Linked DNA regions of Homo sapiens: regions 2 and 3 are each linked to region 1. A link is a loop called in an ENCODE intact Hi-C map of the cell type or tissue named here. Cell type or tissue: sigmoid colon. All regions are shown on one strand. Each heading gives the region's core, and the rest is flanking DNA. Links, peaks and the distances in the headings are about the cores only. Region 1 overlaps SRSF8 (serine and arginine rich splicing factor 8). Region 2 overlaps PIWIL4 (piwi like RNA-mediated gene silencing 4). Region 3 holds the start of AMOTL1 (angiomotin like 1).

The links. Hi-C counts contacts between places; a loop is a spot of excess contacts. Peaks named below come from ENCODE experiments on the same cell type or tissue, not always from the same donor. Only the 100,000 strongest peaks of a DNase experiment are listed, where the experiment ranks them.
Region 2: it touches region 1 in a loop (3-fold over the local background); 22 of 110 quality-filtered maps call a loop at or near these places.
Region 3: a loop joins it to region 1, with 4 times the contacts of the local background. A loop is called at or near these places in 6 of 110 quality-filtered maps.

The regions. Positions count from the first base shown.
Region 1 is chr11:95,067,159-95,072,676 of GRCh38, reverse strand. It overlaps SRSF8 (serine and arginine rich splicing factor 8), which reads right to left. Exons shown (of 1, transcript NM_032102.4): 1 at 1,452-5,518. The coding sequence starts at 5,450. The coding sequence ends at 4,602. Among named protein-coding and RNA genes, the nearest start is that of SRSF8, 3.0 kb to the right of the region's middle. RefSeq lists a silencer at 2,784-2,843 and enhancers at 4,016-4,075, 4,086-4,265, 4,573-4,682, 5,263-5,452, 5,177-5,518. In sigmoid colon, for the core only: CTCF peaks have their summits at 2,635 and 2,834 (motif pointing left); DNase peaks (open chromatin) are centred at 2,796, 3,956 and 4,866; H3K4me3 peaks cover 2,717 bases; H3K27ac peaks cover 1,619 bases.
Region 2 is chr11:94,621,038-94,626,555 of GRCh38, reverse strand. PIWIL4 (piwi like RNA-mediated gene silencing 4) reads right to left here. Exons shown (of 20, transcript NM_152431.3): 20 at 5,135-5,518. The region is part of intron 4 of PIWIL4-AS1 (PIWIL4 antisense RNA 1); the gene reads left to right. Among named protein-coding and RNA genes, the nearest start is that of LINC02700, 14 kb to the left of the region's middle. In sigmoid colon, for the core only: a CTCF peak has its summit at 3,241 (motif pointing left); a DNase peak (open chromatin) is centred at 3,249.
Region 3 is chr11:94,765,934-94,771,451 of GRCh38, reverse strand. It overlaps AMOTL1 (angiomotin like 1), which reads right to left and starts at 3,096. Exons shown (of 13, transcript NM_130847.3): 1 at 2,892-3,096. The coding sequence starts at 2,940. In sigmoid colon, for the core only: no CTCF peak of the experiment used is centred there; DNase peaks (open chromatin) are centred at 2,041, 2,481, 3,191 and 4,381; H3K4me3 peaks cover 4,300 bases; H3K27ac peaks cover 2,397 bases.

The DNA.
Region 1 (5,518 bases), core at 350-5,349:
ATGGAAAAAACATACTAATAGGGGCCAAGGCGGACAGATCACTTGAGCTCAGGAGTTCAAGACCAGTCTAGGCAACATGGCAAAACCTCATCTCCATAAAAAATACAAAAGTTAGCTGGATGTGGTGGTGTGTGCCTGTAGTCCCAGCTACTTGGGAGGCTGAAGTGAGATGATGACTTGGGCCCAAAAAGTCGAGGCTGCAGTTAGCCAAGATCACACCACTGCACTCCAGCCTGGGCAACAGAGCAAGATTCTGTCTCTCTCTGTCTCTGTCTCTGCCTGTCTCTCTCTCTATATATATAATACATAATTACATTATATATTTATATATTATATATAAGTATACATAATATATATGAAATATAAATAAAATATATTTTAGACTTTATATATATTCTATTTACATAAAATTATATATATGTTATATATTACAGACTATATATCTTTTATATCTTCTATATATATCTACATCTTTATATATGTATATGTATGTGTATACATGTATATATACACATACACAGTATGTATATGTATATGTATATATCTCAATAGAAATAAATAGTGAATCCAGAAGTAAACTTACCCAGTATGGATACTAATATATGGTAGAGGTGGCAGATTGGATAGGAAAGGAGTTTTCAATAAATAGTGCTTTAAAAATTGATATCCAAGTAGGAAAAAAATTATGTTAGATTTTTACCTCACCACATGCACAAAAATCAATTTCAGTTGTGTTAAAGTACTAAATGCTGAAAGACAATACTATACTGAGTATAGGAAATAATATATGAAACTATCTTTACTGCTTCAAATTAGAAAACAAGACATATAAAACACTAACCACAAAATGTTTGAAGAATTTAGCTACATTAGTGTAAAAATAACTCATCAAAAGACATCATAAAGTGAATTAAAAAACAAGCCACAGAATGGGAAAATATATTTATAGGGCATAAAGACAAATAAGATCCAGATACATAGAAAATACCTTTAAATTGTTAAGAAAAGACAGGTGACCCAATAGGAAGGTGGACAAATTATTGAAAAGGCACTTCACAAAGGAGGATATCCAAGTGGCTAAAAAACAAACAAATAAAAAGCTACAACCTTTTGGTAATCAGGGTAAAGAAAATTAAAACCAAATGAAATACCACTATATACCCATCAGATTTGCAAATATTAAAAGGTCTGACGTTAACAAGTGTTAATGAGGATGTGGAGCAAGTAGAATTCTCATCAATTGATGATAATAGTATATATTGGTAGAACTACTTTGGAAAATAGTTGAAAATTATCTAACAAAATTGAATATGTACTTGATCTATAACCCAGAAAATGCACTTTTGGGATTGATACCTGAAATATATATACACGTGTACATCAGGTTTTATGTATAAAAATATTCATTGCTTCCTTATTCAGAATAACTAAAATAGGAAACAACCCAGATGTCCATCAATAGAACAGTAAAAACTGAATTATGATTTATTAATTAGTAAAACACTACACAGCATCAAAAATAAACTCAGCCACATGCAACAATACAGAGAATCTTAAAGACATAGTATTGAGCAAAATAATCAGTACACACAAAATTCCACTTATACAAAGCTCAAAAACAAAATTAAGCAATATTTTTAGAAATGCACTTATAAATGATGACTGACCCACTATCAAGGAAAGTATTTAACATTGCTCTGAAAGTTCTGGAAATTCTTGATTTTCCTTTCTCAATTTCTACACCCATCACCACGCCCAGTCTTCCCCAACTCACTAAACAGCACCGTCATCCATTTAGCATTTCAAGCCAGTGAGAAGTCATCCTTAATTCTGCTTTTTCATTAATTTCCCTACTTCTAATCTATTACGTGTCTTATTAGATCTAAGATCAATATATTTCCTGAATATGTCTATTTATGTCCATTTCCAACACTACCACTGAAGTCTAAGCCATTGTCACCTTTCTTTCTGGATTACTGCAATAGCCTCACAGCTTCCACTCTTGACCACATACACTCCATTCTGCACTCAGCCCTCATAGTGATCATTATAAAGGATAAAATGGTGTGGCCAGTTAGCTCAGTTGGTTAGATCATGGTACTAATAAAATGCAAAACATGTCACATCACTCTTCTTCATGGGTTCATGTCCTCTGTGGGTCAGGTCTTCCACATGTAGAGTAGAGGTAGGGTATGTTCACACCTTCAATGACAACTACACATTTCTGCTCCAACAGGTCCAAAATTGTTCCTAGGTTTCAAAGTTGTTGTTTGTTTGTTTTTTTCCTTTTTCTTTTTTTTTTTTTTTTGAGATGAAGTTTTGCTCTTGTTGCCCCGGCTGGAGTGCAATGGCGTGATCTCGGCTCACCACAACCTCTGTCTCCCGGTTTCAAGCGATTATCCTGCCTCAGCCTCCGAGTAGCTGGGATTATAGGCATGCGCCACCATGCCCAGCTAATTTTTGTATTTTTAGTAGAGACGGGGTTTCACCATGTTGGTCAGGCTGGTCTTGAGCTCCTGACCTCAGGTGATCCACCTGCCTTGGCCTCCCAAAGTGCTGGGATTACAGGCGCGAGCCACCATGCCCGGCCACAGGTTTCAAAGTTTTTAACGTATAAAGAGTTGCTGATTTTAACATCATATTTTGGTCACGTTTAAGATGTTCTACAGATATTTTTGCTTCAAAGCTTCAAACTCCAGCTATGCCTGGGTCTCATTCTATCCCCAGAAATTGACAATGCTTCCCTACCCTTAGGGCTGCCCCGTCCCCGTCCCACTCGGTCCCATTTAATAAATATACCTCACCTCCCTTCGCCACCTGCTGGACGCGAGGGGCTACTACGATGCCATGGGTGTCCTGATTTTTTATTTCTCAGACAGGACTGCTCTGTGTGTGTCTTTGGATTCTACGTAGATTTATATTTGTAAAATATTACATTTGTCATGACCAGAAGAAATGTCATTATCGTAAAATTTAGATTCTGGAGTCTATATATGAAAGCAATACTAACTACTAACTGTTATAACAACAAAATGTGGGATGTATATCTACAGACCACAGCCACCTTGCCAGTTCATTCAAGAATCGAACCCTGGATTTAGCAGTTTCTGCACAAAGGGAATGAAATATTTTTAATTGATAATTCAGTCAAAAATATTAATGAAGATCCATATGATTGAAAGAATAAATTTATTCAATTGGCTCCAATGTAATCCTATTGTCACCAGATCATTGACACCAAATTGTTATTTTTCCCTTTGCTAGTAAAGGTATAAGCAGAAACAATTGCAAAAGAACACATAACATCTAGTAGGGATAATGATGAAAGCCAAAAATGGATTATTTGAAAATAATTTTGGAAGTAAAAAAACCATAGGTGTGAGGAAAAAAGAGAGAAACTACAAATAAACTGCATTGTGATAAAACAATAAAGCACATAGCTAAAAGCCTATTAAGGATTTTTTAAAAATTATATTTTGAGAAACACTTGGTGCTAATAATTTTCTCAAAAGTACAAATATCCAAAAGTCATACAGAAAATAAAACAACCTACTTTCCATCAAAAGTTTCTAATTTTATTCTGAGAAAAGATAACACCAAGAAAACAATTTTAACTACAGAAACAATGGTTAGCGTAAAAAATTAATAATCAAAAAGATAAACCATGTTATAAGTACTTAACAAACTTATAAACTATTTCTTCCATAACATTCTCCATATTTTAAGTTCATACATGTTGATATGATCAGATTTACAATTTTTCAGAAAAGACGGGGGAAAAGGTGTGATTATCGTCAGCTAGATGTGCTCACTGCATGCTCCATTATTTATCTGCAAGGCCTGGGTGACTGGAAGTGCAGTTGACAGGCATTTTAATAAACTGGACAGCCATTTGTTCTTCAGGACAAGGCGTGTTTTCCCCAGGAGCAATCAGAAGAAAACAGGAAGCAGCTCAGCACTCTGCACTGCAACAGGCCACCTTAATAGCTAACCAGCATCACTCAACTGCTACGCAGCCGGGCCTGGTGCACAAAAACACAAAAGAGATTAGACCTGTGTTTGCTAAAACCCCAGTCCTTTCACATGAAAAATCTTTATACAAATTTGGGTCACACTACCTTTTAGACCTGGAGGTAAATAAAATTATCCATATTAATTTACACCACCTTTTGTAGGTTTTTAAGGAATGAAGGCAATGTTGAAGCATGTCTTGACAGCGTTAGGCTGTGTGTAATGGCTGCACACGTTTCCTTAAAAGTCAGGAGGCCACAAATTAGGTTACCAATCTGTTCATTTCAAACCAAAACAGTCATCACTATAGAAATAAAAATAAATTTTTGCCTCAAATATCCAAACCCAATAACGTAATCTTAGGTCGTTCACCTCCTAAGTTACAATAAAATGTGAATAACAACAAAACGGCACATAGAATGAATTTTGCCACCTGATGCAAAGCTTCAAACTGGCAAAAAGGTAGAAAAGTGTGACACAACCTTTTCAATAGGCAGCCTCTTCTTCCAGGGACGTTGCTTCCATAGACTGAGTATGTGATCCTTTTCCCCCAAGTCCTCCATCACGTTGCTTCCTGATGCATCATTTTCTTAAGAGGACATCTGTCCTTCCTCTTCAGGAGACTTGGGGGGCCTCTTGGATCGCGACCTTGACTTGGATTTCCTCTTGGATACCCGGGGAGGACTCCTGGTCATAGATGAAGACCTGGACCGCGAGCGAGACCTGGAGACCGAGGAGGACTTGGATCGTCGCGCAGAGCTCGATTTGGAGGTTGATGCAGAGCGAGAGCTAGTGGAGGACCCAGACTTCGAGTGAGACCGGCTGCTGTGATATCGGCTGTAGCGAGAGTTACTGTAACCAGATGAGCTGTAGTGAGATCCGCCGTAGCGAGATTCCCTGTAGCGAGATCTGCTGTAGGGAGAGCGGCTGTAGCGCGACCGGCTGTAAGGAGATCGGCTGTAGGGAGACCGGCTATAGCGAGAACCCCTATAGCGAGATCGGCTGCGGGACCTGGAGCAGCTGGGACCCCGGGATCGGCTGCGGTGTCGCCGCCTGGGGCTGCGGCTCCGCCGCCCGTAGCTGCGGCTCCGCCGTCCGTAGCCGCCGCCTCTGGACCTGCCGCGTGGCTCTCCCTGGCGGCTGCGGGGCAGGTCCCGGCGGCCATAGCGCGCCACCTGCACCCGCAGCTCGCGTCCGTCCAGCTCCGCCCCGTCCATGGCGGCCTCGGCGTCTTGGGCGTCGCGCCGGTCGTGAAAGCGGACGAAAGCGAAGCCCCGGGGCGCCTTGGTGTGGGGCTCCCGCGGGATGTACACGTCGCCCACGCGCCCGTACTTCTCGAACACGCGCCTCAAGCTGTCGGGAGAGGTGCGGTAGGTCAGGTTGTCCACCTTGAGGGTGATCATGCCGTCCACGTCGGGAGGGGGGCGGCCGCAGCTCATGGCTCCGAGAGCAGCCCGGGCCCGGAAACTGGCGCTGCTCTGGGCGCTGACGGTGCGACCTGCGTTTC
Region 2 (5,518 bases), core at 519-5,518, 450 kb after region 1:
TGTGGGTGAGGCCCAGGGTCCCTGTGCTGTCTGCAGCCTAGGGACTTGGTGCCCTGTGTCCCAGTCACTCCAGCTGTGGCTGAAAGGAGCCAACGTAGAGCTCAGGCCATGGCTTCAGGGAGTGCAAGCCTCAAGCCTTGGCAGCTTTCACGTGGTATTGAGCCTGTGAGTGCATAGAAGTCAAAAATTGAGGTTTGGGAACCTCTGCCTAGATTTCAGAAGTTGTATTGAAATGCCTGGATGCCCAGGCAGAAGTTGTATGCAGGGCTAAGGCTCTCAGAGAACCTCTGCTAGGGCAGTGCAGAAGGAAAATGTGGGATTGGAGCCCCGACACAGAGTCCCTACTGGGGCACTGCCTAGTGGAGCTGTGAGAAGAGGACCACTATCCTATCCTCCAGACCCTAGAATTGTAGATCCACCACAGCTTGCACTGTGCACCTGGAAAAGCTGCATACAATGCCAGCCTGTGCAAGCAACAGGAGGGGGGCTTTACCCTGCAAAGCCACAGGGGTGGAGCTGCTGAAGACTGTGGGAACCTACCTCTTGCATCAACATGACCTGGATGTGAGACATGGAGTCAAAGGAGATCATTTTGGAGCTTTAAGATCTGACTGCCCCACTGGATTTCTGGACTGGCATGGGGCCTGTAGCCCCTTTGTTTTGGCCAATTTCTCCCATTTGGAAAGGCTGTATTTATCCAATGCCTGTATCCCCATTGTATCTAGGAAGTAACTAACTTGCCTTTGATTTTACTGGCTCATAGGCGGAAGGGACTTGCCTTGTCTTGTATGACACTTTGGACTGAGGACTTTTGAGTTAATGCTGAATTGAGTTGAGACTTTGGGGAACTGTTGGGAGGGCACGATTGGTTTTGAAATGTGAAGATATCAAATTTGGGAGGGGCCAGGGGCGGAATGATATGGTTTGGCTGTGTTCCCACCCAAATCTTATCTTGAATTCCCACATGTTGTGGGAGGTACCCAATAGAAGGTAATTGAATCATGGGAGCAAGTCTTTCCCATGCTGTTCTTGTGACAGTGAAAAAGTCTCATGAGATCTGATGGTTTTAAAAAGAGGGGTTCCCCTGCACAAGCTCTCTCTTTGCCTGCTGCCATCCATGTAAGGTGACATGCTTCTCCTTGCCTTCCACCATGATTGTGAGGCTTCCCCAGCCACGTGGAACTGTAAGTCCAATTAAACCTCTTTTCTATAAATTGCCCAGTCTCAGGTATGTCTTTATCAGCAGTGTGAAAACGGACTAATACACCTAGTATTTAAAAAGTTATGATATCTCTAGGTAAAAGGTTTTTAAAAATGTTTTATGTTGTGGTTGACAAAGTGCTTAAGATTAAAAATAGACTTATTTTTATTAAAAGGTAAAGAGTCATTTAATAGGGAAGAAAGTTGTGTCAGTTTGGGTCCCTTAAGAAGCACACACCAAGACAGAATTAAGCATTCAGAAGATTTACTGGGAGAAACACCTGTGAAGAATACTGGTGAGAGGAAGTAGGAGTGACTAGGGAGGGCCTTAAGACCTCAGTGCTAATCTGAAATACATGAAACGGAGTGGGAAGGAAAGAGGATCAGTAGAAAAAGCTCAAAACTTTAGTGCAGTTCTTAGAAAACCTTGGTCAAGACAAAGTGGGTTCCCCTACTGTGTTAAGTCTATTCTCACACTGCTGTAAAGAACTACCTGAGACTGGGTAATTTATGAAGAAAAAGAAAAGAGATTTAATTGACTCACAGTTCCACAGGCTGTGCAGGAGGCATGGCTGGGGAGGCCTCAAAAAACTTACAATCATGGCAGAAGGCCAAAAAGGGAGCAAGGACATCTTCACATGGCAGCAGGAGAGAGAGAGAGAGAGAAGGGGGAAGTGCTACACATTTTCAAACAACGAGATATGGTAAGAACTCACTCACTATCATGAAAACAGCAAGGGGGCAATCCACCCTCACGGTTTAATCACCTCTCACCAGGCCACTCCTCCAACACATGGGGATTACAATTCAACATAAGCTTTGGGTGGGGACACAGAGCTAAACACAGCATATTACCTATCAGAGACTAATAGTGGAGTCCCATGTTGGGCAGAAACAACCCAGATCTATTACCTCTCCTGTGCTCAGTAATGGGCTAGAATCAGTCTGGGGAGGGTATGGTCTCATCACCCCTGTGGTGGATCCTGAAGCTGTAGCATTTAGAGGCTGTCAGCCAACTATGCTCCTTGCAGAAGGTTCTTTTAAAGGATAATCTGATGGGCCACTCCATGGTGGCCACAGAAATGTATTTAAAGTATACTTTCTTCCAGAGTCTCTCCCTCAGTTCTCAAAATAAAAGAAAAACTACAAAATCCTTTCTATAAAATAGGAACTGGTAGATTGTTTATTTCTAGAGACAATATTAAGCTTTCCCTTAAGTAGAATTGTAGAATTCAGAATCTAGTACAGTGCCTGGCACATAATAGAAACCCATAACTATTTGTTAACTAAATTGTGCCATTTGATTCATTTCCTCTCCTCAGGTCTAATAAGATGATACCCTTTATTAAGGCCAGATACTTCAGATTTGACATTTCTAATCCTTACAATAACTCTACAATGCAGACATTGTTAGACATTTTTACAAGTAGATACACTGAGGCTCAGAGAGGTTAAGTAACTTGCCCAATGTCACACGACTATAAGTGGTGGTTCTAGGATTCAAATCCAGTGCTGCTCTGAAGCCTGGCACAGGCTCCCTTTCCTCTTTGTCCTTGGTAGCCTAAGGAAAACTAATTAATGCATGTGAGAGGTGGCAATCACATAACGTGAAGCTGAAATAGGTCTCATATATTATCTAAACCAGTATTCCTCAGCCCTGGCTGAACATCAGAACCATTTCGAGAACTTTTAAAATATTCGGATGATCAGGCCCCATCTCAGACCATTTAAATCACTATTTTGAGAGGTAGACCCAGGCATCTCTATTTTTTTGTTCTAAAGCTTTTAAACATGGGAACTTCTAATCTTCTCAAGATTAGGCACCACTGGTCTTGTCCAAGCCCTCTCATATTACAGATTGGGTAACTGAGTCCCAGAAAGTGAAGTTATCACATCTGACAACCAAACGTGCTGGAACCAGAGCTCATATGAAGATTTCTTAGTCCCATGTTGCCCTCTAGGAGTTTACCTGAAATTGTTTGTTGAAGCCTATGACACTGCCATGATGAAGGACTCTATTCACACAGCAGTCCTTGTGTGCCCTCTGGTGGGTTAAAGGGGTAAGAAGTCATTTCCTGGGGCAGTACTTAAAAGGGTGGGTGGGCGCTCTGCAGAAGGTTGTATTGCCTAATCAAAATGTTTCGTGTGGATTTATACAAGCTGGCTGGTTAGGTAGTGGGGATTTATATCACCGTTCTACTTTGAAGGAAGAAAACAACAAGATAAACAAAAACAAAACCCACCACCTTGAATTGGATCAGTGCCTTGTCTCCAAAGACTTGCTATATAATGCCATCTTTTTTTTTTTTTTTTTTTTTTCTGAGACAGAGTTTTGCTCTGTCGTCCCAGGCTAGAGTGCAGTGGTGCAATCTCGGCTCACTGCAAGCTCTGCCTCCCGGGTTCACGCCATTCTCCTGCCTCAGCCTCCCGAGTAGCTGGGACTACAGGTGCCCGCCATATAATGCCATCTTTAAATCCCATAAGGCACTACCTCACATTAGTGCTCTGGGAGAAATTTTTTAAATCTTAGAGTATCTTTTATCAAGGGTGTAGACTCTTTTGGTTCATCTTACAGGTTTTGCAAACAAACCTGAGGACAAATTCTAGCTCCACAATTTATTAATCTCATAAACTTCAGTGAGTCACGTGGTATCTTTAATCCCCAGCTTTACCATCTGAAATGGTCATTATAACCTAATTTATACAGTTCTTGTGGAGATTAAATGTGTATATGTAGGCATGGCACTGGCCCTGAAACTTATTAAGTCCCCTCCACCCTCATGCTTCACAAAATGGTTATCCTATTATTGGTAGACCCCTGTTGGGTGCATTTCTACTATGTCTGGACAAAACTCTCAAATAGGAAAAGAATATTTTCAGTGCAAAGTGATGTAACCTGTGCATTGGCATCCCTCCTGTGGCCTGCTTCCCTTGTCCCCAGAGAGCACTTGCCACTCTCCTGCCACCCTTTGTTGCAGACTTCCACAGACCTTCCCGTGGTAAGCAGAATTTGAACTCTGATCTATCCCTCATCAAAATATCTTTTGCATGTAGCTGTATTCTCATTCCTGGGGCATTCCAACATGAAAAGGTTGAGAAGATGAGGAAAAGCCACAAAAGGAGACAGCATGAGTGATCAATATGCAGTAGGAGAGAAATCAGGAGAGTGTTATTCTACAGGCCAAATAAAGAATGTCTCAGAGGGAGGAAATGATTGACTGGGTCAAGCAAGACAAGGACCAAGAGGTGACCATTGGATTTAGCAAAGTGGAGGTTATTGGTGGTGTTGACTAAGGCAAGTTTGCTGTAGTGGTTGTGGTGAAATTGTGATTGGAATACAGAATTGGATACATCAAGCACAGACTCTTCTTTTGCGATGTTTTTCCTGTAAAGAAGTGCCAGGCAATGGGGTGGAAGCTAGAGGAAATGGCTTTTTAAGATGAGAGAAATAACAGCATATTTATAATGCCAGTGAGAATGAGCCAGTAGTGAGAGAGAAAACTGATGATGCAGAAAGGAGAAGGGAGAACTGCTAGAGCAGCATCCTTCACAGGTCAGAGGGATTGAGATTTAGTACAGAGGTGGAGCGCCTTATAGGAACAGACATGCTGCACTCATAATAAAGGGAAGGGCAGGCAGAGTCTATGGGTACAGATGCCGTTAGGTGAAGGTAGAGATAACGAGAGGTTTGCAAAAGTTCTCTTCTGATAGCTTCCTTTTTATCAGTAAATAGGAAGCAAGGTCATCACTGGGAGAAGCTGCTATTAAGTGAAATAAAGTCCCATCAAGAGAGCAAGTGATCAGCTCAGTTTCCGAAATAGAACTCAAAGATTAATGGTGATGTGCTCTAGTGGGTAAGAGGTTTTGCTGAAAATACTTCAATTATGAGGTTCACATGTAATATCAACGTAAAATTCAAATAACAATAAACACATGATGTTCTGAACTTTATTTTCAACTATTTAAACCACTCTACAAAATGCTCTACAACATTAAGAAAACCTCAGCAAAATTTGGGGTGGGAATTAGACTCTGTTTATCTGTCATCAAAATATCACGCAAACACTTATTTTAAGTGTTTAACTTAAGATATTTAACTCTGTGGAATTCTTTGTAGATGATGGTATATTTAAATTCCACATATGACAATGAAAATTTACCCCAAGCATACAACTCTTTAAAACAAAATAACACACATTTTTTAAAACTGTTTCAGATTAAGTTGTTTTGCTTTTTTTCCTAGACATGAAAACTAAGCTCAATCTTTTTCCCCAGTCACAGCCTTGAGCTTATGGCAGATTTGCACAAAGTATACCAA
Region 3 (5,518 bases), core at 130-5,129, 300 kb after region 1:
CTCCCTTTACTTGACCTCCACACTACCCCTTGCTTTTCGAGGATTTTATTACCTACTAAATTCTGAGTCATAAGAACCTGCCAAAATTAATGAAAAATAGGAGAAAAATTATTCAAAACACTGCAGAATTTTCTGACCTGAGCTTCCTTATGCATTTAAAATGCAGATAGCCACACACCGCACCCCCCCCCCAACCCCGCCAAAAAGAAAAGAAAATAGAAAAGGTTACTTTGGGGGAATTTTATATATCAGAAATATTAGCAGGTCCTATAAAGTTACTTCTTTTTAATTTATTGGCCTGAAAAATCAAACTTTTACAATTTTCACTAGCAATTCCCATTTCATGTCATTAATTATTTTTTTCAAAAGTCTTTGTTTTATCATTTTCAAAGCATTTTCACAAATTACTATGAAGAAATGCAGCACTGATACCTAGAGGCTATACCTTTCAACAGAACTCTCACCAGCCAGACTGCTCATTTCAATTAGTTCAGCCATCTTTTCCCTAGGCCCTGGGTCCACACTTTTCCTTAGGGGTAGACATCAGAAAAGCTGAGCTCTACCCACAACAGCCTCTAGACTAACTGGCCCAGGGCAGACACTCTCAAGTCTGATCAGCGGAGTGCTTTCCCATAAAATCACTCACATTTCTGCATTCATGTGTTTTTCTTAACGACAGCACTTTAAAATCTCATTTAAACTGAAAATCCTCCATTAGCCTCCGTGAAAAGATGTATTTTTAAATGCTTTGATCTCCACATGCCCTTTGGAAAATTAGTATGCTACATCCTCCATCATCTGCAAAGAACCTGAAAGACCAAGACTTCTGTGCATTTTAAAAAGAAGGGGGAGGGAAAGGGGCGTTACAGGTACAGCACCTTCTCTCCTATCCACCTGCAGGTTTACAAAGGTTTCCTTATTTATCTTGAAAAATGCATCACAGAAAAACAAAAGTGCACTCCAAGAACTAAACATCCTCATCCCTCCCCCCAACCCCCACCACCATCATAAGGAAAAGTAGAGCCTGTATAAAGCCTTCTACCTATGTCCTACCCTTTTCATTCTGGTCGAATCGGTGTTTTCCTTCATTCTAGTCAAATCAGTGCTTTTCCACCCTTTACTAACAGTTCAAAGTATATTAAACTACTGTTCCCACATTATTCTCATAAAGAGCCTTCAAAGTAGATACACACTATAAGGCTCAGAGCACCTTACTAGGAAGTAAATGTCAGTTGCTCTAGATTCTTTAAGACCTTGCAATCTAGAGAGCTCCTTAATCGTTAACCTGGGTCTGACTTCCACAGCTGCCCGGGCCCAGGAGTGGTATGCAGCCAGGGGAAATCTTAGCCAGTTTGGCAGTGACCCATAGGCCAGTTTTGGAAGCAGGGAGCCATGATTGTTTAATATTTCAAGCCTTGACTTTTTGCTTCCCGAAAAGGAAGGAAATTTTCTGGAACTGTAGCTATTAATAGCCCTCTATTCTGGTTTAATTCGTTTATGGTGAGCAGGTTAGCACGTTACTGCTTTGGTTAGCCGAAAGCATCTTCGAGGTATCACAACTGGCTCTCGAGACCACGTACCCCACCACCACCAAGGCCTTCTATAAGCAGTACAAAAACTCAGTTCTCATAACATGCCTCAGGAGAAGAAAATGGGAAACCAAGGCCTCACAGAGAAAGGGAGCTGAGGGACCATGGGGACAAAATGTTGGGTCCAAACCGCATCGTCTCAGGAGGCCGCACGCTCAGGGCCCACCTCTGAAACCCCAGTCCAGGTGATCCACACGCTAGCCCGGCCAAAAGGTATTTGCCACGCGGAGACAGGAAACCAACACCGAAGCCAAAAAGGCAAAAATCTTCGAACAAAAATGGAAAAGGAAAGTCTTCCTAGTCATCAGTAAAGATAGGAAGAGTAGGGTGGGCGAGGCGCGGGAGCTTTGCGCAGATACCCGGGATTCTCGGCCTGGGGCTCTGAGGGGGGAAACTTGGACACGTCGCCGCGAGCGCAGTCCAGGTAGCGGAGGCCCTAGAGGTGCGCGCCAGGGCTCGTCTGCTCTGCCGCCGCGTCCTCCAGCCCGGCCGCCTATGGGGCACGCTCGGTCCCTGTCCCGGCACTAGGCCACCGTTCCGCTCGGCTGTCATCGGCCAACGTACCACTCTCCCTCCTGCCACAAATGTCACATTCCAAGAAAAAACAGTTCCATTTGGAAAGTTTAAATTTTCTCCCCGCGAAAGCAGATTATTGTAAAGGCAGCCCTAACAGGCAAGCGGGAGCTGGATGTAACTCTCCAGTTTGTCAAAGAAACTTGTCTGGGGAGAGAACAAAGAAGGAGCAGCAGCTAACGCGATCCGAGCGTCTGGGGCTGGGGTGCGACCCTTTCGTCGCCCCCACCCGCCAGAGCCGGGTCTGGCCGGCGGGCAGAAAGGGTCCAGTCCACAGCGCCAGAGCCCGTCGGGCGGGCCGGTGCGCGCGCCTTTGTCTCGCGCCGGGGAAAGCTGCACCGGACACCCCCTTCCGTCCCCTCCCTCGCCGCGAGACCCGCGCGCGGGCGCGGGCGCGCCTCGGAGTGTCTGGCCATATGGCTGCGCCCCTCAGGAAAGGCCAGCCCCGCGTCGGGCGCGCAGCACCCCGGGGCCCAAACCCCGGGGCCACAACTTCAGTCAACGTGGGTCGCGGGGCGGCAAGACGCTGAGGCCCGGCCCGCAGGCAACTGGACCTGGAGCGGGGCAAGGGAACCCGCTTAAAAACAACAATCTGGGATCTCAGCCCCGGGCCCCCAGAAGCTGCCCCCTTCCGTGAGCAGCAGGGGCCCGGGGAGCCCGGGGCGACTGGGTTCTTCGCGTGGGAGACTCGGAGACGCCCTCCCGGCACCTCGAGTGGGGGCTGGTTACCTTTCACCGCAGGCTCACAAGTTCCCCGGCGCAACTTTGCCCTCCACATGAGGCGATCATGGCTAGTTCAGTCCCTCGGCTGGGGAAGACGGCTGCCGGGCAGCGCGGGGAAGTGGCGCCGGACAATCAACCCCATTCACACAGGGCTTCACCTCCAGCCCCAAACCCGACAACCGCTGCTGGGTCCTAGAGCTTCTCGCGCGCTCCCGCCGCCGTCCGCGCTCCCCGCTCCCCGCGCGCGGGCCGGGGAGGGTCGCCCGGGCTCGTCACTAGAACCCTACACTCCACCCCCGCCGTGGCGCCCGGCCGCTGGGCCCTAGAGCCCGTCTGCAGACACCCGCCGCCCCTCCCCGGGCCGCGAGACTGCCAGGCTGAAATTGCCCAGAGCTCAAGCTGACGTGTCTCCCTGAGACTTAGGAGGGCGACAGCATCCCTTCCTTTGTCCCCTGCCGGGTTTTGATTAATTTCAGACTCACCAGTTCTCCCTCCACTTTGTCTTCCTTCCCCACCAGCCCAATGCCGGCCAAAATTCTGTTTCCGGATCTGCCCAAAAGTCTAGATTTGCTTAGGTTGGTTTTTTTTCTTCTTAAGTGGAATTTCCAGGTAGAAAGTGGCCACACTTTTCTCAGCATTCCCCAGGCCCCAGTGCTTCCATCACGCACTTGAGATTGGGCGATAAGCTGCTACTATGTGCTCCGTTGACAAACAGAAGGGCCAAAACAGACCTGACAGCCTCGGATATTAAATGTGTTCGCAGAACCGTACATCCTCTGGCCATAAATCCCCAGGCTGTTATCTGCCTGAGTAGAGGTAAAGAAAGTAAGCGACTCTGGGAAAATGTTGCCCCACCTCTTAAAATCAGGCTGTGCTGAGAACTACTCATCCACCTCATTATATTGGTTTATACTGGCGGCTCTCTGGAGCCCTAATCTGGGGTGCCCGAGCCTGCCCCATAGCACTTCTGCCTGGCTTTTTCCGGGCAGCTCTACTGCTTGGAGAAGAGAAAGCTAGGTAACTGTACAGTTGCTGCCCAGGATGTTAGTGGGAGAGTTAGCGCACACCAAGCCTCTCTTATCTGGTGCTCCCTGCCTCTGTTTACCTGCTATCTAGGTCCGGCCTTCAGGGACTCCTCCCTGGATTGTGGCAGTTCCCTAACTAGACTGCCAGCAGTTTTACCTCTCATCAGTTCTGGTGGGTTGCATGTCCTGATTCTGATTCCCCTGATGGGCCCTCCTACTGAGTAAACTCTGCTCTCAAGATAAAGCCCAAATGTAATCATTTAACAATTATTTATGAAATGCCTACTCCATTTAAAGTCATCTACCCTGGTACACACAAAAGAAACTTAGCACACAAAAGAAACTTAGAGCAGCTGACCAGCCCTTCAAGGATCTGTTATCTGTCTAAGAAGACAAGATGTGTGAACAGAAAACAGGCAAGCAACAAAGCAGGAGATCCAAGTACTGCAGATGCCTGGGAAGGGCGGAGAGAGGCACTGACTACACAGAAGGAAAAGCCTGGGAGGGTGGTGGAGTTCAGACACAGCAGAAAGAGGAAAAGGCAGCACTGGGCAAGCAGAGGCAAAAGCCAAGAGGGAGATGACAAGGTCTGGGTGCTTGGGAAGAAGGCATAGAGGAAAGCGTTTTTACCAGAAACGAGGAGAAAACAAGGGAAGGCAGAATAACAACGTCACAAAAATGTAGGCCTGGAAAGAATCTAAGAAAGTGTCAACTAAACCTTTCACTTGCCGGATGAAGAAGCTCAGGCATAGCTGTTGAATGACTTGTCCAATGTTACAGAACAAGTTTAGTAGCAAAGCCAGGTATAGAAACAACCTCTGCCTCAATGTGCCTTGTATTACACATTGTGAACCCTGAATCGCAAATTAGGAGCTGAAGTGGTTATCTTATGGACAGTGAAGGGACCACTGATTCACCTAACATTTGCGCGAATTTAATACAAATTGGGGAAGAAGTGATGGATAGAAAAAGAAGAAAGGAAACTAATCTTTACTAATTGCCCACTCCTAGATACCATCCTATAGTCTAGGAAGCAGCAAAATTTCCAAGTTACAACCATCAAGTTTAGAACAAAACAGGCATGAGCTGAGTTGCAGCTCCACCATTCAGTATCTGTGTGACGCTGAGCAAGTTGCCTAACTTCTCTAAACCTCAGTATCCTTTTTGGCAAGATGAAGAAAATAGCATCTCACAGAGTGGTTGTGAAGACTGAATAAAATAACAAATGTAAAATACTCAGCACAATGCATGTAGTATTCAATATACATTTGCTATTATTATTTCAAGAGACTATCTAGGATAGTTGCAGGAAGCAATGATAGGTGAGGTTGACAGAGGTGATAAAAAGGAAATGAGAGATACCATATCTTTGGAGATACCAGATGTCATAAAGAAAGGTATCAAATCTTTGAAGCAAGATTTTATTCTTCTCATTGACTCGTTGTTTATCCTGGGGAAAAGGACAAAGTAATCAAGTTAACCTAGGCTTTGAGCCCAGTCATAGGAAGAATAGATCTTGCAGTCTTAGAAGAATGGATCATTAGACCAATGACAGATGAAGCACAGTTGAGAAGAGGAAACGGTTTGAGAAAGATGCTGAGTGACTTA